2 separate regions of the Homo sapiens genome follow, and region 1 is linked to region 2. The links are chromatin loops, found by intact Hi-C in ENCODE. Cell type or tissue: HCT116. All regions are shown on one strand. Each heading gives the region's core, and the rest is flanking DNA. Links, peaks and the distances in the headings are about the cores only. Region 1 overlaps SLC35F3 (solute carrier family 35 member F3). Region 2 overlaps TBCE (tubulin folding cofactor E).

The links. A loop is a pair of places that touch in the nucleus more often than their neighbours do. Peaks named below come from ENCODE experiments on the same cell type or tissue, not always from the same donor. Only the 100,000 strongest peaks of a DNase experiment are listed, where the experiment ranks them.
Region 1: a loop joins it to region 2, with 6 times the contacts of the local background. A loop is called at or near these places in 7 of 110 quality-filtered maps.

Annotation. Positions count from the first base shown.
Region 1 is chr1:234,105,305-234,121,542 of GRCh38, reverse strand. The region is part of intron 2 of SLC35F3 (solute carrier family 35 member F3); the gene reads right to left. Among named protein-coding and RNA genes, the nearest start is that of SLC35F3-AS1, 160 kb to the left of the region's middle. In HCT116, for the core only: CTCF peaks have their summits at 6,775 (motif pointing left) and 9,861; DNase peaks (open chromatin) are centred at 6,762 and 9,889.
Region 2 is chr1:235,407,824-235,424,061 of GRCh38, reverse strand. TBCE (tubulin folding cofactor E) reads right to left here. Exons shown (of 17, transcript NM_003193.5): 4 at 9,444-9,629; 5 at 4,501-4,589. Among named protein-coding and RNA genes, the nearest start is that of TBCE, 49 kb to the right of the region's middle. In HCT116, for the core only: CTCF peaks have their summits at 6,768 and 8,532 (motif pointing right); DNase peaks (open chromatin) are centred at 6,804 and 8,581.

The DNA.
Region 1 (16,238 bases), core at 3,233-11,232, 1.3 Mb after region 2:
TATTAATGCTTTTCATTACTATTCAGCTTTACTAAGCATCTGACATTTCCAAGTCTTTCTTCTAAAATATATTATATTTACTCTGCATTAAGAAAGTAATTTTTCGGCTGGGCGTGGTGGCTCATGCCTGTAATCCCAGCACTTTGGGAGGCCGAGGCGGGCGGATCACGAGGTCAGGAGATCGAGACCATCCTGGCTAACATGGTGAAACCCCGTCTCTACTAAGAAATACAAAAAAATTAGCCGGGTGTGGTGGCGGGCGCCTGTAATCCCAGCTACTGAGGAGGCTGAGGCAGGAGAATGGAATGAACCCGGGAGGTGGAGCTTGCAGTGAGCCAAGATTGCGCCACTGCAGTCCAGCCTGGGCCACACAGCAAGACTCCGTCTCAAAAAAAAAAAAAAAAAAAAAGTAATTTTTCATCTTCAAATTGATAAAAATAAAATGACCAGAACTCAGAAAAAAAAATTATCATGGGCTATTTTTTTCTATTGAAGAGTTGCAAACAATGGTTAAAACTCAAAAGTTTGTTCCTAAGATTTTTAAATATGTCGCATCCCATGCTTGAATCCAAAAGAGACCAAATGCTAAAAAACTGCTTGAAAATTATACTAAGACACATAAAAAACATTTCAAGGCATTAGTGAGAATTGATTAGATTTAGCAAATGCTAGATTTAGTGAATGCTTAAAAGATCCCTCGATTGTAAATAAAGTTGATCAGAATTTTAAGTAGGACTGAGTGGAGAACTGCAAACAGATTGGAGTGTCTGGCAGTGAGGCGTCCTGCAGGGCATGGCGGTGACTCATATAAGGAGGTCCAACTGCCCCTCCTTGGCTGAGAAGAAGGAGACCAAGGGCTGTCTTGAGCTTCACGCTCTTGCTGCTCAAAATGAGGCTGATAACGACTGTCAAGCCAGGTGTGATCTTTTGTACTTTTGTGTAATTATGGCCCCAGATGTACACAGTAACTTGGCTACTTCTGGCAACAACAGCTTTGTGCCTTGAACTTGAATGCTTGGCCATACTGGGCAATCAAAGGGGAAAGAGTGCAATGTGCATTAGAGGCTCAGAGGAACTGCGGTTCTCAAAGGATTCAAATGTATATATGGACATGCTGAGCACGGTTTCTGAATTATCACAGATGCCCAGCAAATGCTAGCTGATCTGCTATTATTGCTATTATTCCCAGAACAATAAAAAGTCCTGCAGTTTATATTATAGCACTGTCAGCACTGACTCCCAATACTTTAACTTAAGAAGATACTTCACATTTATTTTCATTGCATACAAAATGGAAACCCCAACTTCGATTCAGTAGTGATAAGAATGTAAGCCGAGTGAAATTATGCCATTTGAGATGCCTCAATTTTATCTCTAAGAAACACAGAGAGGTCACCTAATGTCATTCTGGCAGTGGTCCCCTTGCCCACTGCTGGAGAAAATGGAATTCCAGTGTTTTCCAAGTTCTGGGAGGCAAAGCATGAACTGTCCCTTCTGCAGCCTGCACCTCCAGCTCCCCATGCACCTGCCAGCACAGTGGAAGGTGCCATGAAGCCACAAAGGGGCTTCTACTTGGCAAGGCCTTCTCAGTTCAGGGCTGGTGCTCTGACAATGGCAGCACACCAAAAACAGCTTCAACCATGGGAGAAAAGTGTTAGAGGCTGTAAATTGAGTGTGTGTGTGCGAAAAAGAAAATAGTGCATATTGCTGCGTGATGGAAGTCTATTTGTTATATAATAGGCAACTATGCTATTTTCAGCTTCTCATCTGCTACTTTTAGCTGTTTTGACTATCCTGTTCATTTCCCCACCCCTAATACTAGCTGGCACAGATAAAACAGAGTGCAATAGTTAAGTATCTAATATAAGCATCTAAAACAGGATTATTTCTACCAGGGATGCATGGGAGCAATTATCTAATGATTAGATTAGATGAAGTGTTCACAAAGGAAGGAACAGAGCTTCGTTTTCCTTTCAGCTCAGCCTATGACCAAGAAAGGACTCGCCTCCCTGCATTGGAAGCTTTTGTGATGCTACCGTTATGAATGGGAAATGTCTATCCAACGGCGGACCCATCATGCTATTTTAAACTTTTTAATAACAAATTAGCTATAATTTGGAATTAGCTTTGCCACGAGACAGATTTTTCATGGTTTATTTGGTTTGTTCATCCCTGATGTCTTCATAACATTGTGGCAGTTAAGAGATTTTTGTTTGAACGCTTTCAGAAAAAAAAAAAAAAAATCACCATGAATTGAGAGGCCCTATAAGGCTGTGGAAAAGATGGAGGCTAGTGTGCAAAGGCCCAGGCAGCAAAGCATTTGTGTGTGTGGTAGGTGGCATGACTGCTCACAAGTATTCACTCCCCTTCTCTTACCCTTACACACCCCACCCCTGCCATGTGATTTCTGCCTCTCTTATGGAAAGAGCTCAGTCATGGGATGTGCTGATTGATGTACAGGGATCTAACATGTGCCTTGTCTGAGCAGAAACTTCAAGAGGTGTGATGGGTTCCTGCCAGCTCTCTTGATCTGTCCTCTGCAGCAAAGCCAACTAATACAGAATGATTTAGATGATTCACTCCAACTTAGCTCCATTTTTAGTACCTTACTCTAAGAATATTCAGGTAGTGCAAGAGGTTTTGTAAAAAAAAAAAAAGAAAAGAAAAAAAGAAAAAAATAATTTGCTTATTTGTCACTAAAGGAGAAGCAAATGAATAGATTAAATGGACCTTTTTGAATCAGAAGAGTTGGTTCTAGTTCTAGTTCTTCTGAATATCAGCGTGTGACCTTGTACAGGTCATTTCACCTCCCTGAGCCTCAGTTTCCTCATTTTAAAAAGGGAAATAAGAATTTTGCTGCTGCTTACCTGACACCATGGCTAAATGAATCACATAGAGCCAGGATTGGCCAACATTTTCTATAAAGGGTCAGAGAGTAAATGCTGGAGCCTTTGTAAGCCATATCTGGTCACTGTCACTCTTCCCTCTTCCTCCTTTTCCTCTCCTCTCTCTCCTCCTCTTTCTTCTACAACCCTCTAAAACTGTAAAACCCATTCATAGCCCGCCAGCGATATGCAAACAGGCCTTGGGGCAAAGTTGAACTTCCAGCCAAAGTTTGCTGACCCCTGAATTTGAAAGGATCATTAAAAGGTAAAAAGTTAGGGATGGGGGTTGTGTGTCAATGGAGATGGAAATCCGACGATACAAACTCTTCATACAAAATGCTTGTTTCCAGTCCCTGCCTGATGTCTGTGGAAAGGTGGGATAAAAGTGCATTACAACAACAACAGATCAGGGTAACATGAAGTCAGGATGCTATTCGGTTACTTAGCATCCACAGTGTATTCAAGTTTTTGCAAAATGACACAGGAAGCAGTATCTTGGAATTGCTATTATTTTGTCTTCCGAAGTCTAGATTTTTAAAAATAAAACAAAGCACAGTGTTAACTAGCAATCCCAATTGAGTCTGGATATCCCATGTTTTATCACATCCTGGCATAATGAAATTAACTCTGGCCTTAAAGGTTATGAGCTCTTTCTGTGTATCTCACAGTTTCTTGTGGTTTTATATATATATACACACACACACACACACACACACACACACACACACACACACACACACACACATATATAGTCTTTTTTTTTTTCTTTTTTGAGACAGAGTCTCACTCTGTCACCCAGGCTGGAGTGCAGTGGCACCATCTCGGCTCACTGCAAGCTCCGCCTGCCGGGTTCACACCATTCTCCTGCCTCAGCCTCCTGAGTAGCTGGGATTACAGGCGCCCACCACCACGCCCGGCTAATTTTTTGTAATTTTAGTAGAGACGGGGTTTCACCATGTTAGCCAGGATGGTCTGTATCTCCTGACCTCGTGATCCACCAGCCTCAGCCTCCCAAAGTTCTGGGATGACAGGCATGAGCCACTGCGCCCAGCCTGTTTTTTTTTTTTAGACAGGGTCTCACTCTGTCACCCAGGCTGGAGTGCAATGGTGCGATCTCGGCTCACTGCAACCTCCATCTCCCAGGTTCAAGTGATTTTCGTGCCTCAGCCTCCCAAGTAGCTGGGATTACAAGGGTGTGCCACCATACCCAGCTAATTTTTGTATTTTTAGTAGAGACAGGATTTCACCATGTTGCCCAGGCTGGTCTGGAAACTCCGACCTCAGGTGATCTGCCCACCTCAGCCTCCCAAAATGCTGGGATTACAGGCGTGAGCCACTGCACCTGGCCTCTTGTATATTGTATTAGGGTGAATCTTGCATGAAACCCTTCAAACCAGAGCTGTTTGGGGTCAACATCTGAATATAGCACTCAGAGCTAAGAGTCATGCTTAGTGTCAGCAGGGGTAGGCCCAACAAAGGGATACTTAGTCCTCGCTTTTTGAAGCACCAGAAATTCTACAGCTTGGGTTACATAGATGCTCTAAGGTAAAAATATTAACTTTCTCTTACTGAATTTGGTTTGCTTTTGGTGACAAGAATAAAGACAGGTAATAAGAAGGCAATCTACCTTGGAGTAATTCCATTAGTCACTAGATCTCTGTTTTTAAAGACCATCCTCCATAAGATAAACCATTGCTCCTTGGAGACTTGGCTGATTCCAGGGCTGGGGCTGAGATAGTACAAAATAAGCCTGGACATCTTGTTGCACTGGAAAGTAAATCATTGCTCAAAGAATGATGGGAATATGTAAAAAGAACAAAACCCCCAGCTTAAAAGGGGCTCTAGGCTGGGCGCGGTGGCTCACGCCTGTAATCCCAGCACTTTGGGAGGCCAAGGCGGGTGGATCACTTGAGGTCAGGAGTTCATGACCAGCCTGGCCAATATGGTAAAACCCTGTCTCTACTAAAAATACAAAGAAATGAGCCAGGCATGGTGGCATGTGTCTGTAATCTCAGCTACTTGGGAGGCTGAGGCAGGAGAATTGCTTGAACCTGGGAGACGGAGGTTGCAGTGAGCTGAGATTGCGCCATTGCACTCCAGCCTGGGCAACAGAGCAAAACGCTGTCTCAAAATAAATAAATAAATAAATAAAAACAAAAATAATGGGGGGTGGGAGGGAGGGTGGCTCTACTGCTAAATTTGGGACAATGTGAGCACCAAAATAAATAATGATAATAACATAGCCCTGTGGTCTTGTGACTTAATAAGAAATATTTATTTGGTCTTTTCCCCTGACTGAGTCTTGGCACACAGCTTCTAAAGCCCTTGAATTTCCTGAGCTGTAAGGGCCATAGGTGCATCTTTTGTTCTAATATTTGGTCTCTTTGACCCCAGTTCCTGACACAGAGCTCATAAATCTTTTGGAAGGAATTGCTTTCCCTTTTGCTCCTAAGCAGATAGCTACAGACCGAGGCCAGATGTCTCCACAGGTAGCTACTTTATATTGACTTTATGTAAAGTGCAGATTTACTAAGCATGAGACAAATACATAATTGACTATTCCTTTATGCCCTCCTTTCACATATGAAATGTGGATTTGGTGAACGCTGATCAAAGACTTGAAAGAATGCAACTGCTTGCCCCTTTTATCTACCATCTCCCCCTTTTCTTTCTTCCTCTTTCCCCTACTGCTCACCCTTTCCCCTTAATTATTGACGTTCCCAGACCCTTTTTGTCAAAAGCTCGGATCACAGATTGTTCCTGCAGGTTTCTGTTGCTTTTTCCCAGGTGCATCTTCAACCCTGGCAAAATTAACCTCAAAACTGATTGAGATAAGTCTCAGATACTTTTTGGTTTACAATGGTTATGTAATAAAATGCCCTTGATTTTATAAAATACACACTGAGATATTTCGAGGTGAAGGAAAAGGAGCATTATACCCATGGCTTGTTCTCAAATGGTTCAGAAGACAGAATAAAGCAAATGTTAACATTTGAGAATCCAAGTGGATATGGAAATTCTTTTACTATTTTTGCAACTTTTCTCTAAGTCTGAAATTATTTCAAAATAAAAAGTTGAACATGTTAAGTGGGGATAGTGAGTAGATCTTAGGTTTACTTTATTCCTAAGCATTTGGATTCCAAGAGTGGGTGGTCCTAAGCCCAGAGAAGAGGCCAAAAGGGAAGCTGAGGGTAGACAAGGCAGTGGAATGTTCCTGGGGAAATGCTTTGGGTTGGCAAAGCATTGGTCCTCAGAGCAGCCCATTATGTAAGTGCATACAAGGGAAGGACCAGAGGACAAAGGACACAAATTAAAACCACAGATTCCAAAGCACCACAAGTCCACGCATAGGCAGATGTGTGGGCAGCCAGGAGTAAAAGGGGCAGCAATATTAAAGAGTAAAAGGTGTCGATGAGTACTTGGAAAGTGAATTATGAGGTCCCTCAAAAGGCAGAGAAAGCTTGCACATCCAGCTTCTTCCAGGAGATTCTTAGACACTTCCTTACTGGGGCAGAAACCTACCTGAACACTTTGGCAGCCACAAGCAAGTACAGGCAAGATGAATGCGCTTCCTTGGAGGAACAGAAACCCAAAACACTAGAGGCAGAGCCAGAAGACCTCATCATATTGACCCGTTTTATTTTATAGACCATATGGATACCTTTCTACCATATTTTAATATCAACTCAATACCCGGTCCCCTTTAAAGCTGTCTCTTTATAAACAATGACAGCCACAACAAACAAACAAAAAACCCACCAACATGTGGCAAAATGCACGCCGCATCTCAAATGCACGCCGCATCTCAAGATGACCCGTTTCCAAATACTGTTTTGAAATAAAGGAAGCCATGCTTAAATTATACTCCTTTAGCGCCATCTTGTGTCTGCACAATGAAAAACGCCTCTTTCCAACTCTTCCCCAAATGTCCAAGAAAGGGAAATCCCTCCTCATTCCAACCTAAAATTTTCCTAGGTTTAAAATTTCTTCTTCTGAGCTAAAATTACTCTTAAAAACACATTAAAAGAATTAAATCTCAATTCTCAGCAAACAAAGACATTCTTTTCAAAGTTAAGTGTACATGAACACAAGTGGAGAATAGCAAAAACAGATTAGTCTTGATTCACAAATCCCTTAACTATCTCACGGTATTCTGCAATTCTCCCTTCAAACTAATAGTACTCCATTAAAATAGAACCTTTCATAAATATGTCAGTTTATAATTAAAAACAAATCAGCCATATTGGAAATGTAGTTTTATCTTCTTTCCTTTACTCACATTTGAAGGACCAAACAAGCAATCTTTTAAAAACAGCAATAACAACAAAAACTCAAGAATTAGGAGCTTTTCATAACAATTTCAGTGCACATTTTTCAAATTTGTTTTCCTTTCCCAAACTTAAGCAAAAACTCATTATCTTCTCATCAGCAATAAATACCATGATATAAATTTCCAAAGAACAGCAGAAATCTATTAATGGCATGCAGTGGTGTGCTGGAGCCAACTCATACTGGCTCATAAGACTATCGTGTGTATCTCCTTCCAAACACAGTCTGTGATGTCACACTGGTAGTTTGAAACCAGCCATAGTGGGAGCACTTACCCTGCGGAACTGGCAAATGCTGCAAATCAGGGTCCCTCTTGCCCCAGTCTCCTCCTGGAGAGCCGATTGTTAAACTCTTACCAGCACACATTGCATAAGGGAGGCAAGAGAACACTTGTATCCGAGTCTTTGCACTTTGCTGAGAAATCTCTTACGTGTCACCAAAACCTTTTCTTATTTTTTTATTTTGGAGATGGCGTTCTGCTCTTGCTGCCCAGGCTGGAGTGCAATGGCACGATCTCGGCTTGCTGCAACCTCCACCTCCCGGGTTCAAGCAATTCTCCTGCCTCAGCCTCCCGAGTAGCTGGGATTACAGACGCATGCCATCATGCCTGGCTAATTTTTGTATTTTTAGTGGAGACGGGTTTCATCATGTTGGTCAGGCTGGTCTTGAACTCCTGATCTCAGGTGATCTGCCCATCTCATCCTCCCAAAGTGCTGGGATTACAGGCGTGAGCCACCATGCTTGCCTACATGTCACCGAAATCTTAATGGTCATGAACTAAAGTCTATGAACACAAGAAAGACTTCATTTTAGGGCAGCCTATAATTAAACAATTTAATATCTTAAATCCCAATTATACCTTCCAACATTACATTTACATTTAGCAGCTTCTTCCTCCTCTAGCTTCTTTAAATTTCTCATAAATCAAGAGAAAATAAGTATTAGCCTGTAGTGAGTATGTTCAGAGCTTACTTTATGAAACAGTTTTCCTGGAATGCAAACAAAAAACAAATGCTTAAGGGATCTCCAGACAACTGCCAGGTTTCTCCTGGCTCCATCCTGATTCTTTTATGTCCCAGGTCTAAGGCCAAGGGCTTACTTTGATGATTATGGCAATTTAGTCTGTGGTTGGACGGAGAGGACAAATGTGGAAATTATCAGGGGCTCATAAGAGTGCTTTGATTATGTCAGAAACTTTAAGCACAGCACATATATTAATAGTTATTTCTTTTCTTTCTTTTCTTTTTCTTCTTCTTTTTTTAAAATGGGGATGAGGTTTTGCTCTTTTGCCCAGGCTGGTCTCGAACTCCTGGGCTCATTGGTCTCAAACTACTGGGCTTGAGCGATCTTTTCACCTCAGCCTCCTGAGTAGCTGGGACTACAGGCATATGCCACCATGCCCAGCCTCAAGTAAAAGTTATTTCTGAAACCGGTCATTAAGAATGTGAATTATAGGCCGGGCACGGTGGCTCACGCCTGTAATCCCAGCACTTTGGGAGGCCGAGGAGGGTGGATCATGAGGTCAGGAGATCGAGACCTTCCTGGCTAACAGGTGAAACCCTGTCTCTACTAAAAATGCAAAAAAAAAAAAAAAAAAAAAAAAAAATTAGCTGGGCATGGTGGCGGACGCCTGTAGTCCCAGCTACTCTGGAGGCTGAGGAAGGAGAATGGGGTGAACCCAGGAGGCGGAGCTTGCAGCGAGCCGAGATAGCGGCACTGCACTCCAGCCTGGGTGACAGAGTGAGACTCTGTCTCAAAAAAAAAAAAAAAAAGAGTGTGAATTATAAACTTCACAAAAGATTGGGTAAAATTTCCAAACACAATACAAGACAATAACTATTTGGGATTACTTTTGGAAATACGGGGTAGAAGATAAACTCTGATATGAGTCACATGAGAGAAAAGGACAGCAAGGTGTTCTGTGCATTGTTATAGGGAAAGTATGTGTCTAAGCACAGATTTTTTTGTTTTGTTTGTGACAGGTTCTCATTCCATCACCCATGCTGGAGTGCAGTGGTGTGATCCTGGCTCACTGCAGCCTCGAACTACTCCCAGGCTCAAGGAATCCTCCTACCTCAGCCTCCTGAGCAGCTGGGGTCACAGGCATGCACCACCATGCCTGGCTCCTTTATTTTCTTTTTTATTTTTATTTTTTTGTAAAGACGAAGTCTCACTGCCCAGGCTAGTCTTGAACTCCTGGGCTCAAGTGATCCTCCTGCCACTGCCTCCCAAAGTGCTGGGTTTACAGGCATGAGCCACTGCACCTGGTCTAAGCACTGAATTAACCAGCACAGCCATGGCAAGGATGAGAAAGATCTGAGGTTCTGCCGAAAGCATGGCCTGCATTTATCTCAGGCTGCTCCACTCGGAGGATGAGCTATTCTCAGGCGCTTGTCTCCCCCAGGATCCTGATGGGGACTACACAGGATACAGAAGGACAAGGCCAACCTCACCCTAAACATCTTGCTGTGTTCTGAAAGCCCCATCTCATTGTTTCTCCTATTTTTAAAAAAGTCTTCTTTTCTTTCCTTAGCATAATTCTCAGCTTTCTCCAGGCCTGAGCTCTGAGGCCGCTGTCCTGGGGAAGCTCTTCCTGTTGGCCTGGAATGTGGTACCCAGCAGCTTGGGACTGGATCGTCACTGCTGGCTGGAGTCAGCAGAGGGAGCATGGGTCACACGATGTGGCCACTGTGCTGCTGGCTCTTCAGCACGGAGTCTTCAGAAAGCACAGAGGACAACCGGGCGCAGCGGCTCACGCCTGTAATCCGAGCACTTTGGGAAGCCGAGGCGGGCGGATGACCTGAGGTCAGGAGTTCGAGACCAGCCTGGCCAGCATGGTGAGACCCCCGTCTCTACTGAAAATATGAAAATTAGCCAGGCATGGTGGTGCACACTTGTAATCCCAGCTACTCAGGAGGCTGAGGCAGGAGAATCGCTTGGACCTGGGAGGTGGAGGTTGCAGTGAGCTGAGATTGCGCCATTACACTCCAGCCTGGGCAAAAAGAGCGAAACTCCGTCTCATAAAACAAAACAAAACAAAAAATACAGGGGCCTTTTCACCAGCAAAGTCAAACAAGTCCACATGAACACAGATCAGGAGCTAGATTAAATTAATTCACTCTCTTACAAGAAAACTAAATTAAAATTTTATTTTTTTAATTAAATAATTAAAAATTAAATTCACTCTCTTACAAGAAAATCCAATGGATTTCTTTCCTCTGATTATAAAACAAATGTTTACCTTATTTCTCATCTTAAACTTTTCTGTTTCCCATTTCCTATAACAATGTTCTAAAATCTCACCGTCTAGAGATAGCCACTATGAACTTAATAAAGCTTATACTAGATTTTTCACATAATTACAAAAATAAGAGTCTTCTCATCTTTTAAAATTTTGTTTTATGGGGCTACACAATTCCATAATGTGGATCCACCTTAACAGACTTACTTGACATCCTATTTGGAGTGTTTAAAATTTTTGTCATTTTATAGCAAAAGATTTTTCTGTAGTTTGTATTATTTTCTCAAGACCAGTTGCTAGAAGTGAATTATTGTGTCTGAGGGTATAAGATCTATCTGGCTAAAAACCCTTCCAAATTTACATTCCCATCAGCTGTGGATGAAACTGTCTTCCATAGCATCCTGGCTAGCACTGTAATTCTAATTGTGTTATTTGTCCAAAAAATGGAATATGGTTATTGTGTTTTGCATTCTTTTGCTTACTAAAAAGATTGGCTGTATTGTATGGTTTTCTTCATGCATTAATTGTATATGTATTTAAAACACAATTTTATCCATCTGTCCACTCATTCAGCAAATGTTTATTGAACACCTACTGTGTATAAGACACTGTGCTAAAACCACACACATTATCCTGAACCAAAATCTTAATGGCCTCTGCCGCAGGACACCATCCCTTCCTGGCTCTGCCATTCCAGTTAGTGCCTCCTGTCGGCTGATTTGAGAACCGGTGTGAGTGTCATTGCCATCTTCCATCAATTGACACATTCTAGGAAATTCACCTTGAAAATGTCTCTAAGTGTCATCCCCTTTTTTTATTTCCACAACCACTAACTCTTATCCAGGCATCCAAGAGCTCTTGCAAGGAATATAGGATCTGAAGTGATCTTCCTCCTCCGTATTCAACCTACAAACTGATGCTGGAGCAGTCTACCTTTCCTCTGATCAGAAACCTTCCCTTTTCTCCACCTTCTCAATTCTCTAGCTTGAGCTCCAGGGTCTTTGCGCTTCTGGGCCCATCTTACCTGTCCTTCGCTTTCCATCCTTCACTTTCCTAGTCATACTATCCTTCACTTTCCGTCCTTCACTTTCCTAGTCATACCATAGCCCTGCCAACCAGAGCTAGTTGCTGTTCTCTAAACAGGTGCTACATTTTCTGGCAGCTGTGCCCCTGGCCATGGCATCTCGCCACACCCATCTTCAAAGCCCAGCTCAAATGCCTCCTTCTCTAAGAAAGTATCCCTATTACTGTGGGCCAGATCCTCCTGACTTCAGAGCCCAGGTGGCATCCACTGCGCCCTCTCTGGAACACCCAGAGCATGGTCCACTCCTTCCAGTGGCCGTCACCTCTTTGTCCTCCCCCTCTCCCTACCATCTTTGAGATCAGACAGTACGAGCTCACTTTTGCATCCTGTTGCCTAGAACAGTCCTAGCACACAGTAGTCCCTCCCTAAGTGTTCACTGAATTGAAGAATGAATGAGGACATACATATTATAGATAAATAAAGGTGCTAGCAACCATGTGGAGGAGTCAATGTGTAAGAAGGAAGTCAACCGCACAGAGAAACAGTGATGAGATGGAAAGGGAGACTCCTAAAAACATTCAAGGTGGGTTCTCTGGGGTTTCCTCCCTCCAACCATGAGGAGATGAGCTGCCTATGGCTTTAGGATGCATCTGCTTCCACCTTCTTTCATGTGCCTCTTCTTTGAGACTCTCATCTTCACTTGACACACATTTAACCTACAGGCTAGGCTCTAAAGCAAAAATTCTAGAAATGGCCTCCGTGTTCCTAGCCTTTCTCTAAAATTCCTTCCTGCCCTAAAACTATGAAGAAAGAAATCTTTAGCAGGGAGTGTTACTTTCTTTCACAAGCCTCTAGGCAATGTGAAAATTTCTTGAGCCTGGCCTCCACCCACTGGTGGCTTGACTCACTCTTACTGCAAACAATGCACACATAAAGAAGACTGCTCACAGCAGCTCTCCTTCTGCAAAACAAAACGCCTCAGTGTGTGGGGCTGCCTATCAGGATGGTCAGAGCAGAATGACTTTCACAAGTAGAATACTCCACTCCCTGAGATTGGTGGCAGGCATTTCAAACACTTCCAGAGCAGGAGACACTCTGAGGCCACTTGCCACCTGAAATAAAGTCCATAAATGATCAGAACGACTGTGTCCAGACATCTGGTAATGGCTATAGCAATTGCTTGTGGAGATTTATACCTGGGCTATGAGAGAAACATATTTAAAGAAATCAAAAAAGATATATATATATCTTTTATATATATATAAATATATATATCTTTTATATATAAAAGATATATATATTTATATATATCTTTTATATATAAAAGATATATATATTTATATATATCTTTTATATATATAATATATATTTTATATATAAAAATATATATATCTTTTATATATATAAATATATGTATCTTTTATATATAAATATATATATCTTTTATATATAAATATATATCTTTTATATGTATATCTTTTATATATATAAATAATATATATCTTTTATATATAAATAATATATATCTTTTATATATAAATAATATATATCATTTATATATATAAATAATATATATCTTTTATATATATATCTTTTATATATATAAATAATATATATCTTTTATATATATCTTTTATATATAAATAATATATATCATATATATAAATATATATCTTTTATATATATAAATAATATATATCATATATATAAATATATATCTTTTATATATATAAATAATATATATCTTTTATATATATAAATATATATCTTTATATATAAATAATATATATCTTTTATATATATAAATATATATATCTTTTATATATATAAATATATATATCTTTTATATATATAAATATATATATCTTTTATATATATATCTCACTTCCATTTGAAACAGGGTATCGCTATGTTGCACAAGGTTGGTCACTATATTTTTAATGGAAGATTGGGAATAACAGCCATTTCTGTGGCTTGTTTCAGTAAATGCTAGCACTTAAGCAGTGCTTTTTTTTCCTTAGGGGGCTTATGCTTATCATTACCCGTCATTCATACTTGGAAGACAAATAAAGAATTACAGACATAGCTGACTGCTAATAGTTCTGTGAGGCTAGTGCCCAAGTAAGCAAGTCAGGTTTTCCAAATAATACATAGAGGGAAAACAAAGGGAGTTGCTCAGTCAGTCTAACCATGTTTTTCTATAAAGTGTACTTTGAGTGCTTCCATTAATAAAAGAATGGAAGGCAAACAGATTTATTGTTTACCTCCTGTGTACCAGGGCCTCTGCGAGCTGTCTTTTAATGCTTTCTCATTTGATTTGTAAAACTTCTTTTATAGCTGAGGAAACCAAGGCTCAGAGAATGTAGATAAATGGACTGAAGCCATTTAGTTAGAAATGCCAGGAGCTGGGTAAATAGAGCCAGGAGCTCTATGTAAATAGAAGGTCTGTGTCCTTTCTGCTTTAGGGTGCTTCATCTAGTAGTCATACACATGATAGTGAACTAGTCATGATGCTCTCCACTGTAGGTACTATAATAGCTGAAGTGGTAGATTAAATTACTGGTGCCAATTCTTTACTCCCCGGTAATAGCAACCCTGCTGGCACCTTGATCTTGGACTTCCAGCCTCCAGAATCATGAAGAAATTAAAGTCTATTGCTTAACATAATAGCTGAAATGGTAGATTAAATTACTGGTGCCAATTCTTCACTCCCCTGTTATGGGATTATACAGCCACACCTTTTGTCACTTAACTTTGCAATACCTTCCCCACTGCAGGTGGAGTATACTTTTCCAACCCATTAAAATGGTTGTTTGGCCATTGACTTGCTTTGTCATAAGAACAAGCCCAGGGTGGGTAGCTCTTGGTCCCAGGAATTTGGGAGGCAAGTGGCACCACCTGAAGCCTAAACCATAGCCTAGAGCCCTGCCCAGGTGACTGTGGCCTGATGCAGAGGTGCTCAGCTCGGCTCAGTAGAGACCTCCCAACCTGCAGACCCACATACTAGAGAATGTTTTTGTTGTTGTAAGACACTGAGATTTTGAGTTTGGTTGTTACATAACATTATTGTGTTAATATTGCCAATGGAGATGATTAAAAAGTGACTTAAACAATTTTATAAATGACAAGAAGGATGGAGGATGGTAGCTCCAGGGTTGGTTTGGTGGATCCTTATTGTTATCAAAGACCAATGTTCTTCATTCTGCCACTTGGCCGTCCTCTGTGTCTCAGCAAAGTTCCCCCTCATGGAACCCTGTTGGTTGCAATAGCTCCATACATTGTATCTTCAAATGACAACATTTCAAGGAGAAAGTAAAGGGGCAGGTGCTATGGACTGAATTGTCTCTCCCTCCCCACAATTCATATATTGAAGCCTTAACCCTCAATGTGAATGTGTTTGAAGAAAGGGCCTTTAAAAAGGTGGTTAAGATTAAGTGAGGTCACTGAGATGGGGCCCTATCTAATAGCACTAGTGTTCTTATAAAAAGAGGAAGACACTAGAGCTGGCTCTGTGTGTGCATGGAGGAAACGCCATGTGAGGATACAGCAAGGAGGTGCTGTCTGCAGTCCAAAGAGAGAGGCCTCACCAGAAGGCAAACCTGCTGGCACCCTGATCTTGGTCTTCCAGCCTCCAGAATTGTGAAGACATAAAGGTGTGTTGTTTAAACCACCTAGCCTGTGATCTTTTCTCATGGCAGCCTGAGCAGACTAAGACAGAAGGGTAAAGGAGCTTCTTTTGTATTGCTCTTTCTTTCTTTTATCATGGAAGAAATCCTTCCCAGAAGTCCCCAGCAGACACTTACCCTTGGCTTGTTGCCCAGAACTGGGCCACATGACCACTCTAGACCAATAGCTGGCAAAGAAGAATGGGATTGCCAGCATTGGCATAGACCAATCATGGTGAACTACCTTGGACTGGGAACAATGCCACCCAAACAAATTTCGGGAGTATGTCCTTCAGAATAAGCCATAATAAACCGTAGTCATAAATTTCAGTGGCTCACAAGAACAAAGGCTTGTCTCACACTCACAGGGCATGTCTGCTGTGGGTTGGCTGCAGCTCTGCCCTACAGTTTCTTTGCTCTGACATCCGGAATAATAGAACATCTCTAACTGGAACGTGGCTGATATTGTAGTTGAGGGAAAAGGGAACAGGATCAGCTACGAGCTGGCTCTATAGCTTCTACCCAGAAGTAACATGCCTCATCTCCATTTACGTTTTATTAGCTGGGTAAATCTCTTGTCCAGTCCCGATAGCAATGGGGCAGGGAAGGACAATACTCCTCCAGGGAGGGAAACTGAGCTTTGTGAACATCAATACAATCAGTTTGCCTTTCTGATGACAAATATTCTCTTCTCTTCCTATATACAGAGTACTTTCATTTCCTTTGGAAAAGAGACAACCCAATGATTCCATTCAGTTACTGTCCAGCTCAAAGTCCAAGAGTCTCTGAGTGGTGCCTAGTAGGATCTTGCAAGAGGTGCAGACATGGCTCCTCTTTCTTTGGAGGCTGTCCCTTACCAGCCACTCCTCAAACCCAATATGCAATGGTGAATACCTGCTGGATAGGAATAGGATATCTGCAACAAAGCCCCATCTGAAAGAGAAACAACTGGATATACAGAACACCTATTGACCCATAGGGATTCTGAAGTCCCACTAAGCAGATACATGGAGAGCCCCTGCCCTGGGGACAGAAGGTCTTCTTTGATGAGGTCCTAGTCTCACTTCTTGGGAGCAGCTTCCCCAGTCAATTGT
Region 2 (16,238 bases), core at 2,787-10,786:
TAAAACGTGGAGAAAGTTTCTTTACAAAAACAGTGGCATCACTCCAAAGCATTGGTTAGAAAGGAAATAATTTTAGGCAGGAACCAATTAGGAAGCTCTGCAAGAAGGTCAGGAACAAGGGAAGGACGGCAGAGAAGATGCGAAGAAAGGGATGACTCCATACCCGGTCGCCAGCTACCCATGCCCGAATCCTGCCAGCTGCCTGGACTATTACAGCCCAAGAGCTAACAATGGGGTCTACCCTCGTAAACAGTTGCATTTCAATCGGTAATATGAGTACCTGCAGAATAGCCTCAATTTTGCCGTGGCCGTCGCATCAAATGGAAGGGAAAAGAGTCGGTGCAGGCTGCCGAAAATTCCAGACCGGGCAAACACCCTCCAGGTCCCCTCGCGCTCCTCCTCTGCCCTTGGGCCCACACCTGCATGATGGCTTCTGTAAACTGCTCCTCTGCCCCTCCTCCTCAGCCTCCTCTCGGCTGCCCTAGCTTCCTGACACCGCCTAACACAGGCTCATGCGAGGGGTGCTTTCCCGGCCTCTGGGTGACACTTTGGCCACCCTGTGTTTCCATTAACCCCGCTAAATCGGCTGTTAGGCTGCTGAGGAAGGGTTTAAGTCCAATCACGCTTCCCTCACTGCTGCTTCCCATTATGTAGCCTAGAGTTATTGTTTCTAAGGTCTGTACAGAGCACACAGACCACCTACATCCTGAAATCAACCACGAACAACAGCTGTCAATATGTGGTCGCCCCTCCCACACACACCGTTCAAGGAGCCCCCGTGAAAGCACAGGCCAAGCACCTGGGCACAGACTCTCCTCCGCAGGTCATGAGGGAGGAGGAAGCTCATCCCCTCCCCTGGAAGTACCCTCAGATTTGACACACCCGGGTCTGCAGCTCTCCCACTGCCTCGAGTTCTGGTAGAGTAAATAACCTCAAAGACAGACCAACCCAAAAAAGGATGACTGGATTAAGCACCCAAAGCAATACTTCAACTTCTGGCGAGAATTCAATCGGGAGCTGCAAGACATTTATCACTGTATCTGCAAATACCAATCATGACTTGATTATCTTCGTGAAACCTCATTTCTTCGTGTCCTGGGGGACATTTTTCTCCAGAAAAGTGCAGTATAAACAAACAACATGCTGATTCTTCAGGACACTGCTGACAGCTCTGAGCAACCCAACAGCCAGCACTCCCAAACCCATTTACCGCCACATCTGTCCTTTTTTTTGAGACGGAGTCTCGCTCTTGTCGCCCAGGCTGGAGTGCAATGGCGCGATCTCGGCTCACTGCAACCTCTGCCTCCCAGGTTCAAGCGATTCTCCTGCCTCAGCTTCCCAAGTAGCTGGGACTACAGGCGCCCACCACCATGCCTGGCTAATTTTTGTACTTTAGTAGAGATGGGGTTTCACCGCGTTGGCCAGGCTGGTCTCGAACTCCTGACCTTAGGTGATCCACCTGCCTCAGCCTCCCAAAGTGCTGGAATTACAGGCGTGAGCCACCACACCTGGCCCCCCCGTTTTTTGTTTTTTGGTTTTTTTTTTTGAGATGGAGTCCTGCTCTGTCACCCAGGCTAGAGCACAGTGGTGTGATCTCGGCTCACTGCAATCTCTGCCTCCCGGGTTCAAGTGATTATCCTGCCTCAGCCTCCTCCTGAGTAGCTGGGATTAGAGGCGTCCGTAACCATACCCAGTTAATTTTTTGTATTTTTAGTACAGACAAGGTTTCACCATGTTGGCCAGGCTGGTCTTGAACTCCTGACCTCAGGTGATCCACCCGCCTTGGCCTCCCAGAGTGCTGGGATTACAGGCATGAGCCACTGTACACAGCCCGATTACCAATCTTCTGAAATAGTTTAGGAATAGGCCAGGCAGAATGCAGAATGCTCTGACACTGCTGTGGCACTGGCTCCTCAGCAAACTCTTTTCTGCATCCACTTCAATTCCCCTCACTCCAGCTGCCTACTTTTGAAAATGACCTCATATTTGCAGCACGCTGGGGTCAACGGAGGAGGCTGCTCAGGGGCAGAGACTGGCAGAGACAGGCAGAGACCTGTGCAGCTACCACAGGTCCCAACAGACCCCCAGACTGTTTCCCCCAAGGGAAGTGAACCCTCAGACACACAGATGGAGAGATGTCTGATCTAATTTCCTTCACTGCACTGTCGGGGCATTTTGCCAAAGAGAGCTACTTCACCTGGCATCTCTTCACTCAGAAAAAAACTGATCAAAACTGCTATTTTTTGCAAAAGTTATTATGTACAGATCAGACAGACTTAATGAATTGGGGAAAGACCTTTTAAAGTTAAAGAAAGTCTATTTGGTTTCCATGGGAAATTTCTTTCTTTTTTTTTGAAACAGAGTCTCACTCTGTTACCCAGGCTGGAGTGCAATGGCATGACCTCACTCACTGCAACCTCCGCCTCCCGGGTTCAAGCAATTCTCCCTGCCTCAGCCTCCCAAGTAGCTGGGATTACAGGCATGCACCACCATGCCTGGCTAATTTTTGTATTTTTAGTAGAGATGGAGTTTCACCAGGTTGGCCAGGTTGGTCTCAAACTCCTGACCTCAGATGATCCGCCCACCTCGGCCTCCCAAAGTACTGGGATTACAGGCATGAGCCACTGCGCCCAGCCTCCATGGGAAATTTCTTAATAGAAACGGGGTCTCCCAGGCTGAAGTACAGTGGCATGATCATGGCTCATCACAGCCTCAAACTCCTGGGCTCAAGCAGTCCTCCCACCTCAGCCTCCCGAGTAGCTGAGATGACAGGCACATGCCACCACACCCAGTTTTGTTTTGCTTTGTTTAATTTTTTATAGAGACAAGGTCTGGCAATGTTGCCAAGGCTGGTCTCAAACAGTCCTCCAGTCTCAGCCTCCCAATGCTGAGATTACCATGCTGAGATTACCAGCATGAGCCACCATGCCCATCCTTAAAATTTTCTTTTAACCTACCTCCAACATTTTTGCTTACAGGCAAAAAAGAAATATATGACAAAAATAACACTAATAAGAGCAGGTAGAGAAAAGAGATTCCAAACTTCATAAAGAGCCTCTGTTGGGGTATTATAACAAACTGCATTCAGCTGCATGAAACAGAACCAGAGTCTTTCCCACTAAAAAATAACTGCATGAGGCCAGGTATGTGGCTCACACCTATAATCTCAGCACTTTGGGAGGCCGAGGCAGGGGAATCACCTGAGGTCAGGAGTTCGTGACCAGCCTCGCCAATGTGGCGAAACCCCATCTCTACTAAAAATACAAAAATTAGCCAGACGAGGCCAGGCGTGGTGGCTCACGCCTGTAATTCCAGCACTCTGGGAGGCCAAGGTGGGCGGATGACCAGGTCAAGAGATCAAGACCATCCTGGCCAACATGGTGAAACCCCGTCTCTACCAAAAATACAAAAATTAGCTGGGCGTGGTGGCGGGCGCCTGTAGCCCCAGCTACTTGGGAGGCTGAGGCAGGAGAATTGCTTGAACCCGGGAGGCGGAGGTTGCAGTGAGCTGAGATCACGCCACTGCACTGCAGCCTGGCAACAGAGCGAGACTCCGTCTCAAAAAAAAAAAAAAAAAAAATTAGCCAGACATGGTGGCGGGCACCTGTAATCCCAGCTACTTGGGAGGCTAGGGCAGAAGAATCACTTGAACCTGGGAGGCGGAAGTTACAGTGAGCTGAGATCACGCCACAGCACTCCAGCCTAGGCAACAGAGCAAGACTCCATCTCAAAAAAAAAAAAAAGAACTGCATGAGAAAACAGACCAGGGCTGAAGCAGATTCATCTTAGGTTCCCAGTACACAGTCAGCAGCCCAGGTTCCCTCTCCTCTGCTCTCCCAATCTGTACTGGATGGCTTTCTTCACACTTGTAAGACAGCTGCCAAAGCCCTGGGCTTTCCATCCGCTCAAGGCAGGGGAAGGGTAAAAGCAACAGGCAAAAGGCAGAGGCCAAACAAGTGTGCCCCCTTTCTTTTTTTTTGAGATGAAGTCTTGTTCTGTCTCCAGGCTGAGTGCACTGGCGCGATCTCAGCTCACTGCAACCTCCGCCTAGCGGGTTCAAGCAATTCTCCTGCCTCAGCCTCCTGAGTGGCTGGGACTACAGGCACACGCCACCACACCCGGCTAATTTTTGTATTTTTAGTAGAGACAGGTTTCACCATGTTGGCCAGGATGTTCTCGATCTCCTAACCTCGTGATCCACCTGCCTCAGCCTCCCAAAATGCTAGGATTACAGGCGTGAGCCACTGCGCCTGGCCAAGTGTGCCCCCTTTCAAGGAGCCCGGTGTAGAAACTTCCACCTGAACATGCTGGCAAACTTGCAAGCAAAGGGGTCTGGGAAGGTAAATAATTTATCTGGGCCCCAACTACACCAAGCAAAACTGAACTGCATTAGGAAGGAAGTTGTCAAGACTGGACAATGGGTAGGCAATTAGCAGTCTCTGGCACAGGTATAAAATCCATAGTCAGATTCCAATAACAAGCTCTCGGTGAAAAGGATACTAGGACATGCTTCAGCAACTCCTCCTTTTTCACCAGCACAACTTACTGCACAGTTCCTCAGAGAAACTTCTTGCAACTTGCTCAGCTGACTGCATGAAAAACAGAGTTCACATGGATACATAAGCACGTATGCTATCCACTGGCCCTTTAAAAAATTAAACACATTTCAGACATATAAAAGGGTACCAAAAATAATATACAAATACCAGTAACCACCACCCAAATTAAGAAATAAAGCATTACAAAAAAGAAAAAGAGCACTACAAATATTACAAATGCAACTGAAGTCCTCTGGGGCCCTCTCCAAACACAATTCTCCCTCTACTCCCAGAGGTAAACTTTTCTTTTTGCTTTTTAGCCAGAGTCTCGTTGTGTTGCCCAGGCTGGAGTGCAGTGGCACAATCTAGACTCACTGCAACCTCTCCCTCCCAGGTTCAGGTGATTCTCCTGCCTCAGCCTCCCCAGTAGCTGGGATTACAGGCGCTTGCTACCACACCTGGCTAATTTTTGTGTTTTTAGTAGAGACGGGGTTTCACCATGTTGGCCAGACTGGTCTCGAACTCCTGACCTCAAGTGATCCACCCACCTCCGCCTCCCAAAGTGCTGGGATTACAGGCGTGAGCCACCACGCCCGGCCCTCCCCAGGGCCTTATACTACATTTGGTGTTTATTTAATCTTAAGCATTTCTTAATATTTTTACCATATATTTCCATATCCCTAAACAATTACAGCATTTTTTAATATTCTGAAACTTGATATAAATGGTATTCTACTCCGCAGAGCCTTCTGCACCTGACTTTTTCCTCAACAGTCTATTGTTCAGTGGTGAGATTTCACTACGGTGACACATGGAGCTCCAGGACATTCATCTTCACACCTTACAGCGTTTGTTATATGAACAGACCACAAGGAATGTACATACTCTTCTGCTGACATTTAGATTGTTCCCAACCACGCAGAAGTACATGCTATGGAGTGCTTCTCGCACTCACATGTAAAAGCCTCCCTAAGGTACTTCCTAGAGAGCGCACCCAGCTTCAGCATGACCAGATACTTCCGGCAGCCATTTGTTAAGTGTAGAGAATCTTGTGCTTTCTATTCATGAAAAGAATCCGCATACATAATGTCTAAGAACACAGAATCTGGAACCAGACCACCTGGGTTCAAATCCCAATTCCACCATCTCCTTTGGCTTTGGAGAAGTGAATTAGCACCTCTGTGCCTCAGACTTCACATCTCTAAAAGGCCACGGTATATGCACAAGTTCACAGCAGCATTATTCCTGGTAGTCAAGAGGTGGAAGCAACCCAAGTGTCCATCAACAAATGAAAGGATAAACAAAACGTGGCACACATATACAATGCAATATTGTGCGAACTTAAAAAAAAGGAAGGAAATTCTGACATATGCCGCAATGTGGATGAACCTTGAGTGTATTATGCTAGGTGAAATAAGCCAGTCACAGAAGAACAAATACATGGCCGGGGGCAGTGGCTTATGCCTGTAATCCCAGCACTTTGGGAGGCCAAGGTGGGCGGATCACCTGGGGTCAGGAGTTCGAGACCAGCCTGGCCAACATGGTGAAACCCTGTCTCTACTAAAAAAAATAACAAAAATTAGCCTGGCATAGTGGGGGGCACCTGTAATCCCGACTACTCAGGAGGCTGAGACAGGGGAATCGCTTGAACCCGGGAGGGTGGAGGTTGCAGTGAGCCGAGATCACACCATTGCGCTCCAGCCTGGGTAACAAGAGTGAAACTCTGTCTCAAAACAAAAAACAAGAAACAACAACAAAAAAAAGAAAGAAAAACCAGGGTACAAAAGGCAGCAGCAGAATTCAAGGTTAGAGGGTCCCAAACTTTCTCAGGCCACACGGTCCTTAGGGTTTCAGTAATTTTTTTCATGGTACTTAGGCCAAAATAAATACCTCACAGTTCCAATTAAGTACGTAGTTAGGGCCAAACAACTTAATCATTACTTATGTCCTGTCAACTCAGTGTCTGCTGGGCACTGCCCAACTTCCCAAACCCTGGAATCAGACTGGACGCCACCAATTCCATTTCCAGTTCCACACTGATTTAAGAGATACTTGCTTTTTTATAAAACAAATATTTCTATTGATGCATGATAGATGTACATAAATACTTGTGTTTTATCGCGGCAATTGCCCAAAAGCCAGCTTTGTAGGCTTATGACATCATTGAAAAGAACTACAGGAATCTCATGAAACAGGCAACTACTTCAAACTGTAGTTTGCACTGTGTCCGACAGATGTCGCTCCTTCCCCCTAAAATTTAAAATAGCCTTCTTTGCCAGGTCAACTTGGCACTAAGCATGAGGACTCAGATCTCAGTCCAAGCATCACTCCAGAGCCAAAGCCATCTCCAAGAGAAACCATACATAATGGATTTTTTAATTTGTTTTTGATTCCTTTATTGAGTAAGTCTCTTCTTAGTGGTACGATCTCAAAGCTGGTCAGCTGGATTTTATTGATGAGATAAGACAATGGCTTAAAGTAGAGGTTTCAACTCCTAACTGACAGCTATCATTAATTGTAGGATCTCATTTGTTATTCACAACAGCACTTATATCTTAGGTTTTATGTTGTAACTGAGGAAACTGAGGCTTAGAAACAATAAGCAGCTATCTCTAACTTCTGTCAGAGCCAAAAGTGCCTTAGCTGGCGGCTGAACCCAGCCTAACTCCAACACTGGCTGCATTCCACCAAGCTGTCTCATAATTTCTGAATTGACTAATCTCCAGCCAACATATGAGATTACTCCAGAATCTCTAAAATTTTACCTTTTCAATCAAGAAAGACACTAGCTAATGATTAAATGCAATGATACTCAAGTAGTAGGGTCATTTACAGAAAAATTCATGAGTTACATAGCTGTTCATAAACTAGGGGACGAAAATCCATTTGCAATTTGTTAATATTCTCAGAAAGAGATTAACCAATTAAAAAAATGCTTCCTTTGGGTAAGAGATATGTAAATATTTGGGGTTTTTTTTTTTTGGTTTGTGTGTCATTTGAGACAAGGTCTCACTATGTCACCTAGGCTGGAGTGCAGTGGTGCAATCATGTCTCACTGCAGCCTTGACCTTCTGGGTTCAGGTGATCTTCCCACCTCAGCTTCCCAAATAGTTGGGACTATAGGCACGCACCACTACACCCAGCTAATTTTTGCATTTATTTATTTATTTTTTTTGTAGAGACAGGGTTTTGCCATGTTGCCCAGGCTATTTGTATTTTAAATGGGAAAAAATAAAGCAAAGAACTCTAACCCTATGAAGCATGTAGTTCTTTAAATCCAAGTAAATCAGTAGGGTAAACAGTAAAAACTGTTCATGATAGTTACGTCTTTTTTTTCTTTTTTTTTTTTTTTTTTGAGACAGAGTCTCATTCTGTCACCCAGGCTGGAGTGCAGCGGCATGATCTCGGCTCACTGCAACGTCCACCTCCCAGGTTCAAGCGATTCTCTTGCCTCAGCCTCCCAAGCAGCTGGGACTACAGGTGCGTACCACCACACCCAGCTAATTGTTTGTATTTTTAGTAGAGACAGGGTTTCACCATGTTGGCCAGGCTAGTCTCAAATTCCTGGCCTTAAGTGATCCAACTGCCTCGGCCTCCAAAAGTGCTAAGATGACAAGCATAAGCCACCGCACCCAGCCCGTTTACGATACTTATATCTAAGTGGTGGCATTAATCATGATACTTTTTTGTTCAATCTGTAATTTCTAAATTCTCAACAATAAAGGTATCTTGTTTTATAAAGAACAGTCCATTTGTTCCTTTTTCTAAAACTCTTGATTTATTCTGAGTTTTTTTTAATGGGGGCCATGTATGCTAAAGAGTAGATGTACCAAGAAATGTATTTATTTTCCACATTGTCCCCATGTGCACTTTTATTAATAACAACAATAACAAAAGATAGTAAAGAAATTTACTTTGGACAGAACTATAGCTTAATTCTTTTAGAGACTGAAAGAAAATATATTGCAGGCCTCCAAGTGGCCACAAATTTATCCTCACAGTGGCCACCAGGGGTCCTTACCCAGATGCCTCGTCCAAGTCACTCACCACAGTAGGAAGCTGCAAGGCCTGGCCAGTTCTTGTGCAGCCATGACTGGTTTTGTGTAAATACTATCTTTCTCTCTCTTTGATTCAAGCAGTTCACTGGAATGACTAGAAAGCCTCCTTGTACAAAGTCACAATATACAGTTTCAGAGAAAAGAGAATGTTCTTGTGCAGCAGTTTTAAAGGGCATTATTTTAAGGCCGGGTGCTTAATCCCTGTAATCCCCAGTGCTTTGGGAAGCCAAGGATCACTTGAGCCCAAGAGTTCAAGACCAGCCTGGGCAACATAGCAAGATCCTGTCTGTATAAAAATAAAAATACAATACAATACAATACAATAAAATGCATTAGAGCCCATATCCCAAAATTGTGATTGAGCAGATCTGGGATGGGACCAAGGATGCCGCATGTTCCACAGCTCCCCAGGTGATGAAGATGTGCAGCCCGAGGTGAGAACTACTCCCTACTATTAACAGACGGCACCAGCACGCTCCACGGCATAGGGAACAATTCAGACTGCTGTTTCCATTCCCAACTTACCATCATCACCATGAAATAGAAAAGAACCCAAACGTCAGCCTTGGTTACTTAGTCAACACGAGATAATATGATGTGAATAGTAATAATGGGCCAATAAATATTTCAATTGCAAACTGGATAAATCTACCAATCCTGTGCTAACATAAGAATTTTAATTTCCCTAAATAATTCTTGGATTCCTCAGATTTTGATTCCGTTTCTGTGGAACCATAAACCAGTTTAGGAGCAAAGTCATGAGCATCCATATACAGTCATGGGTATTTCAATTCTGAACCTTAATAAAACCATAAAAGTCAGCTCTGCCGTTATAAACTCCACTTACCTTTGCTGTTTCATAATAGAGTCAAAACCGATAGTCTCCACAGGTTTATTTCCAATTGTAACAATTTGCTCTTTTCTATCTTCCTCTGGTCCATCTTCTAACACATAGCGGTTCTTAATTGCAGTAAGAAAGTCTGTTCCAAAATTTACCTTGTTCGGACGAATAAAGGATCCTCCTGTCGGGTGCCTGGTAAAGAAGAGCAAATGAAACACAGAAAATATTACCCACCAAGAAAGGCCATAAATACAATTTTCTGAAGGTCTTCAAAAATTTCTACATGCTAAAAAATCAAAATTAGCATAAAAGAGAATATCACATACTAAAATAATATATAATCAGTATGATTGACCATAAAGGGTTATGATCTTATGCAAGCATGTTAAATCCCTTTAAATAAACTAACAAGTAATATGAAACTGACAATTCACATTAGAAAAAACAGAAGTATTAAATCCATGGGGGTGGCCAGGCACGGTGGCTCATGACTGTAATCCCAGCACTTTGGGAGGCCAAGGCAGGAGGACCACCTGAGGTCAGGAGTTCAAGACCAGCCTGGCCAACATGGCGAAACCCCCATCTCTACTAAAAATACAAAAATTAGTCCAGCGTGGTGGTGCACACCTGTAGTCCCAGCTACTAGGGAGGCTAAGGCGGGAGAATTGTTTGAACTCGGGAAGTGGAGGTTGCAGTGAGCCAAGATCATGCCACTGCACTCCAGCCTGGGTGACAGAGCAAGACTCCATCTAAAAAAAAAAAAAAAAAAAAAAAAATCGTAGGTGGATTATATACAAAATCATTTATTTATTTATTTACTTATTTATTTTTTATTTTGGTAACAGAGAGAGACCTTGTCACTTAAAAAAAAAGAAGAAACAGTGAACTCTATAAATTGATCAAAATTGTATTATAAACACTATTTCAGCTTACGATCATTACTTTTTTTCTTTTTTTTTTTTGAGACAGAATCTCACTCTATTGCCCAGACTGGAGTGCAGTGGCGCAATCTTGACTCACTGCAACCTCCACCTCCTGGGTTCAAGCAGTTCTCCTGCCTCAGCCTCCCAATTAGCTGGGACTACAGGCATGTGCCACTACACCCAGGCTAATTTTTCTATTTTTAGGAGAGACAGGGTTTCACCATGTTGGCCAGGCTGGTCTTGAACTTCTGACCTTAAGTGATCCTCCCGCCTTGACCTCCCAAAGTGCTGGGATTACAGGCGTGAGCCACCACGCCTAATTTTTTTTTTTTTTTTTTAAAGAAAGGGGGTCTCACTCTGTCACCTCGGTGAGAGTGCAGTGACACAACCATAACTAACTGCAGCCTCCAATTCCCAGGGCTCAGGCAATGCTCCCTCTTCAGCCTCCCACGTAGCTAGGACTACAGGTACAAGCAACCATGTCCAGCTAACACTTTTCGTACTTTTTTTAAGAGACAACATCTCACTACGTTGCCCAGGCAACAACCATTAACTCTTAAAGAAAGAAATCAGACCTTTTTAGAAGTCACCATAATTCTGGCCAGGCACAGTAGCTCATGCCTATAATCCCAGCACTTTGGGAGGCTGAAAAGGGCGGATCACCTAAGGTCAGGAGTTCGAGATCAGCCTGACCAACATGAAGAAACCCCATCTCTACTAAAAATACAAAATTAGCCAGGTGTGGTGGCACATGCCTATAATCCCAGCTACTGGGGAGGCTGAGGCAGGAGAATCACTTGAACCCGGGAGGCAGAGGTTGCGGTGAGCCAAGATCATGCCATTGCACTCCAGCCTGGGCAACAAGAGCAAAACTCCATCTCAAAAAAATAATAATAATAATAATTGAAAAGGATGAAAACTAATATTTGTGATAAATTTTGTTAACATAAACATACGTACAGTTTTCTCTAAGATGTGGGTTCACAGTGATGATCAGACTCTAAAAGGAACTTGTGATCCCAAAAAGTTAAAACCAATCCCCAACCTGGGAAGAAGTGGCCAGGAGGGAGTTAGAAACTTAGAGAGTGTGGGCTGGGTGCGGTAGCTCACCCCTATAATCCTAGCATTTTGGGAGGCTGAGGCGGGCAGATCACCTAAAGTCAGGAGTTTGAGATCAGGTGCGGTAGCTCACCCCTATGATCCTAGCATTTTGGGAGGCTGAGGTGGGCAGATCACCTAAAGTCAGGAGTTTGAGACCAGCCTGGTCAACATGGTGAAACCCTGCCTCTATTAAAAATACAAAAATTAGCCAGGCATGGTTGCTGGTACCTGGAGTTTCGCTACTTGGAAGTATGAGGCAAGAGAATTGCTTGAGCCCAGGAGGTGAAGCTTGCAATGAGCTGAGATCACATCATTGCACTCTAGCCTGGGCGACAGATGGAAACGAGGGGAGGGGAAAGGAGGGAAGGGGAGGGGGAGGGGAGGGGAGGGGGAGGGGAGGGGAGGGGGAGGGGAGGGGGAGGGGAGGGGAGGGGGGAAGGGGAGGGGAGGGGAGGGGAAGGGGAGGAGAAGGGAAAGGGATGGGAAGGGAAAGGGATGGGAAGGGAAACTTGGAGAGTGTGGTGTCCTGGAAGCCAATGAAGAAAGTCAACAACCATGTCCAATGCTAAAACCAGGTCAGGTAAGGTAACAGCTGAGGCCTTGCCACTGAATCCAGCAACATGAACATAACCTTTCCTACGAGCAGTCTGGGTGGGGCAATAGGGCAAAGCCCAGCGAGGGTGAGTTCCAAAGACTGGGAGGCAAGTGAGCACAGCCTACCCTTGTCCTGAAGGGGCACAGGGGTCAAAGGAGGGAGATTGCTTAAGACAGGAGAAAATATCCACCTTGTATGTTGATGAAATTAATTCAGTGGAATAGGGGGAAGCTGATTATGCAGGAAATTAAATCCTCTTTTGTAGCAAAATTAAGTCCCATATCTCTCTCATGGCTTATACACACACATCAGTGATTTGTTTCTGTAAGTTAAACATGTCTCTTAAGTTACAAGCCTAGTTTACTGGCTGCTCTGCCTATGGAGTAGCCATTCTTTATTATTCCTTTACTTTCTTAATAAACTTGCTTTCACTTTACTCTATGGATTCCCCTCAAATTCTTTCCTTTGCAAGATCCTAGAACCCTCTCTTGGGGCCTGGATCAGGACCCCTTTCTGGTAACATCTTTCTGGCGAACCACAGAAAGGAGGACACTGAGGGGACCCGCCCCCCAACCCAAAGGAAATAGTCTGCAGCACTGACTGGGTGACCTTGGGACACAAGTGGAGAAACTGCTTATTTTACCAAGGCTTCAACTGGAATGGTGTGTGTTCCTTTATGGAATCAAACTTGACTTATAGAGCCAATAAAAGCCGCTTGGGAAAACTGGCCTCACTCCTTGTCTACACAGTTCCTGACCTGTGTCCCACAGACCTATGGAAGACAAGAGAATGATCCCACTTATTCCTGTGAACCAACCAGTGATCTCTGGCTGCTGCTCAGAAGAAACAAGAGTGATGGGTAATGTTATTCTAATTCTGGGCACATATTGGAATTGGCTAGTGACTCCTTATTAGCTTGATTTAAACAATTGCCCAGTTCATGGAAAACTTTCTAATTCAGTTTACTTGGGATAATTTTATTTTTTTTATTTTACTGTTGTGGAATATATTGCTGTGATTATACTCTTTGTGTAGGAATGCAGGATAAGCTTACTAAATGTTTTCTTAAACTGAACACTTATTAATCTTCCAGATATACCTTTTGTCGGAACTCAAGAGTTATGAATGGCCTTCGCCATACCAACGCTTTCGAACTGAGCTCCTCTACCCTGAATGCAAGAGACCCAACAGTTAGGCAGGAATATCATCACCCCTGTTCAGCATAAAGAAGTTACAGAAAGTGGATCTTCATCCCTCTGCAGCCCTTAGGATTAAGGGTTCTCTCGTAAAAGGGAGGGGGGAAATATGTCAGAGACGTTTGAACCAGAGCAACTCCATCTTGAATAGGAGCTGGGTAAAATAAGGCTGAGACCTACCAGGCTGCATTCCAGACTGTTAGGCATTCTAAGTCTCAGGATGAACTAGGAGGTCGGTACAAGATACAGGTCATTAAAGACCTTGCTGATGAAACAGCATGCAGTAAAGAAGCTGGCTAAAACCCACCAAAACCAAGATGGAGATGAGAGTGACCTCTGGTCATCCTCACTGCTACACTCCCACCAGCACCATGACAGTTTACAAATGCCATGGCAACGTCAGGAAATTACCCTACATGGTCTTAAAAGGGGAGGCATGAATAATCCACCCCTTGTTTAGCATATACTCAAGAAATAACCATAAAAATGGGCACCCAGCAGTCCTCGGGACTGTTCTGCCTATGGAGTAGCCATTCGTTATTCCTTTATTATAATTTTTTTTGGAGATAGAGTCTCCCTCTGTTGCCCAGGCTGGAGTGCAGTGGGGTGATCTTGGCTCACTGCAACCTCAGCCTCCCTGGTTGAAGCAATTCTCCTGCCTCAGCCTCCCGGGTTGAAGCAATTCTCCTGCCTCAGCCTCCTGAGTAGCTGGGATTACAGGCGTGCAACACCACGCCCGGCTAATTTTTGTTTCTGTTTTTTTTGTTTTTGTTTTTGTTTGAGACAGAGTCTCACTCTGTCACGCAGGCTGGAGTGCAGTGGCACGATCTCGGTTCACTGCAATCTCCAACTCCCGGGTTCACGCCATTCTCCTGCCTCAGCCTCCCAAGTAGCTGGAACTACAAGCACCCGCCACCACGCCTGGCTAATTTTTTGTATTTTTAGTAGAGACGGGGTTTCACTGTGTTAGATAGGATGGTCTCGAACTCCTGACCTCAAGTGATCCGCCCACCTCGGCTTCCCAAAGTGCTGGGATTACAGGCATGAGCCACGGCGCCAGGCCCTAAATCTACACTTTTTAAAACAGTGGTAATAAACAAGTTTTAAAACCATGGTAAAAAAACAAGAAGTCATGAACAGATCTTTATTACTGTTGAGTTTAGTTGCAGGCAGATGAAAGGAGAGTTAGGAATGTTGTTAGGTAGTTGCAAAACGGATGCTATGCCCTTTACAGATCAAAGACTAACACTAAAGATCAATATTTTCTGGAACATTTCCAGCAGGTTTCTCAGAAAACAAAACAGCCTCAACAAATAGTGAAAAACCCTAGCTGAATGGGTGCCCATCAATAACAACAAATCTCCAAGAGGTAAACTGTAATAATTTACATAGACTCCACTGAGATTCTACATTAATATATTAAGAAACTGTATCCAAACACTGAAATTCCAAACCATGTCTAAAGAGAAAAATGTTGGTGAGGAGGAGAATACAGGGAGGGGTGTCCAAAAACGTTTCTCTTGGAAGCATTTGGCCTGTTCAGGTTCCTTCCTCCTTCTGCCTACCAATTACACATGCTGCTGGTAAAATCATCATCCTGACCCATGGCCCTTGTGGAAACAGCATGTGCTCATAAAACCCAGTTATCAAGATTCATTCTGTCCTATGTCCCCATCAGGACTGCCACATAGAATCGAAGATGCTCAGTTAAGCTTGTATTTCAGATAAACAGCAAATCATTTTTAAGTAAGTATGCCCCCATGCATGTCTCATACTTATACTAAAAAAAAAAAAAAAAAAGATTGGCTGTTTATCTGAAATCCAAAGTTCACTATGCATTTGGTATTTTTGTTTGCTGAATCTGGCAACACTACACAAAGGTAAAGGGTCCCCAACAGACTCCCAGACTTCCACAGTAAGCTTCTTTCTTGTTGGAGCTTTGGATACAAGCTACTGGAAAAGGCCAGGTCTCTGGGGAGTTTCTAATAAATACTGTTGATCTTGATACCCTGTTTGTTTCAGGAATGTTTAGTGTTCAGCAAGGTTGCATAACTAGCTGTTCATCAGGAGAGGAGAACTCAGCTTTCGTGCAGTGTTCAGCGCTGTAACATCTAAAGAGCTGACCCAGAGAGGTTGTTTTCCTGTGAGTAAAGCAGTACAGTAGATAAGCACCTTGCTGTAGACTGCTCTTTTTGTTTGCTTCTCTAATCAGCTGAATTTAATATTCATCTCAACTGCTTTTGCGTTGACACAATTATGATTTTGCTCTGATTCAAGAAAACCTTCCAAAAATGAAGCAGAGCTACCACCTTTTTGAACAGAGATGCGCCTTGCCCACATACTATCATTACATTTCCTGATTAAAAAAAAAAAAAAATCTTCCAACACTTTACACCACACCAAGAGAATATTTTATACCAATCCATTAATGCTCAGCCAAGATCCTCAAAACACTTTACAACTGGCTTATGACACACAAAAGATGAATAAATCAAGGGCTTTCTTTTTTTAGTTTAATTTTTAATTTTTGTGGGTACATACAATATTTTGATACAGGCACACGTGTAACAATCACATCAGGGTGAATGGGGTATCTATCACTTCAAACATTTATCCTTTCTTTCAAACACTTATCCTTTATTGCTAGGGCTTTGTTTCTTAAATTGTCAACCATCCATTTCCTAAGATGTCCATTACCACAGACACAGGCTGGAACAGCACGACCTCTCTGATGCTAAGTATTAAAGTTAGATTCTGCTCCCTAGTGTTGAAGAAAAGTCAGATTTTAAGATTTATTTCTCACCAGAAAAGAGAACTTCTACCATTGCTTGGAAACAGAAGCACTGAAATAAAAGGTGAGTGGGCAGAATACTGACACACACAGCTCTGTTCAGAGCATACTCTGGGGTTTAGGTTGAAAGAAAAAAAAAACTGAAAACCACTCTGCTGTCTACGGACAAGGTAAAGAGGACTTCAAGGTTACTTA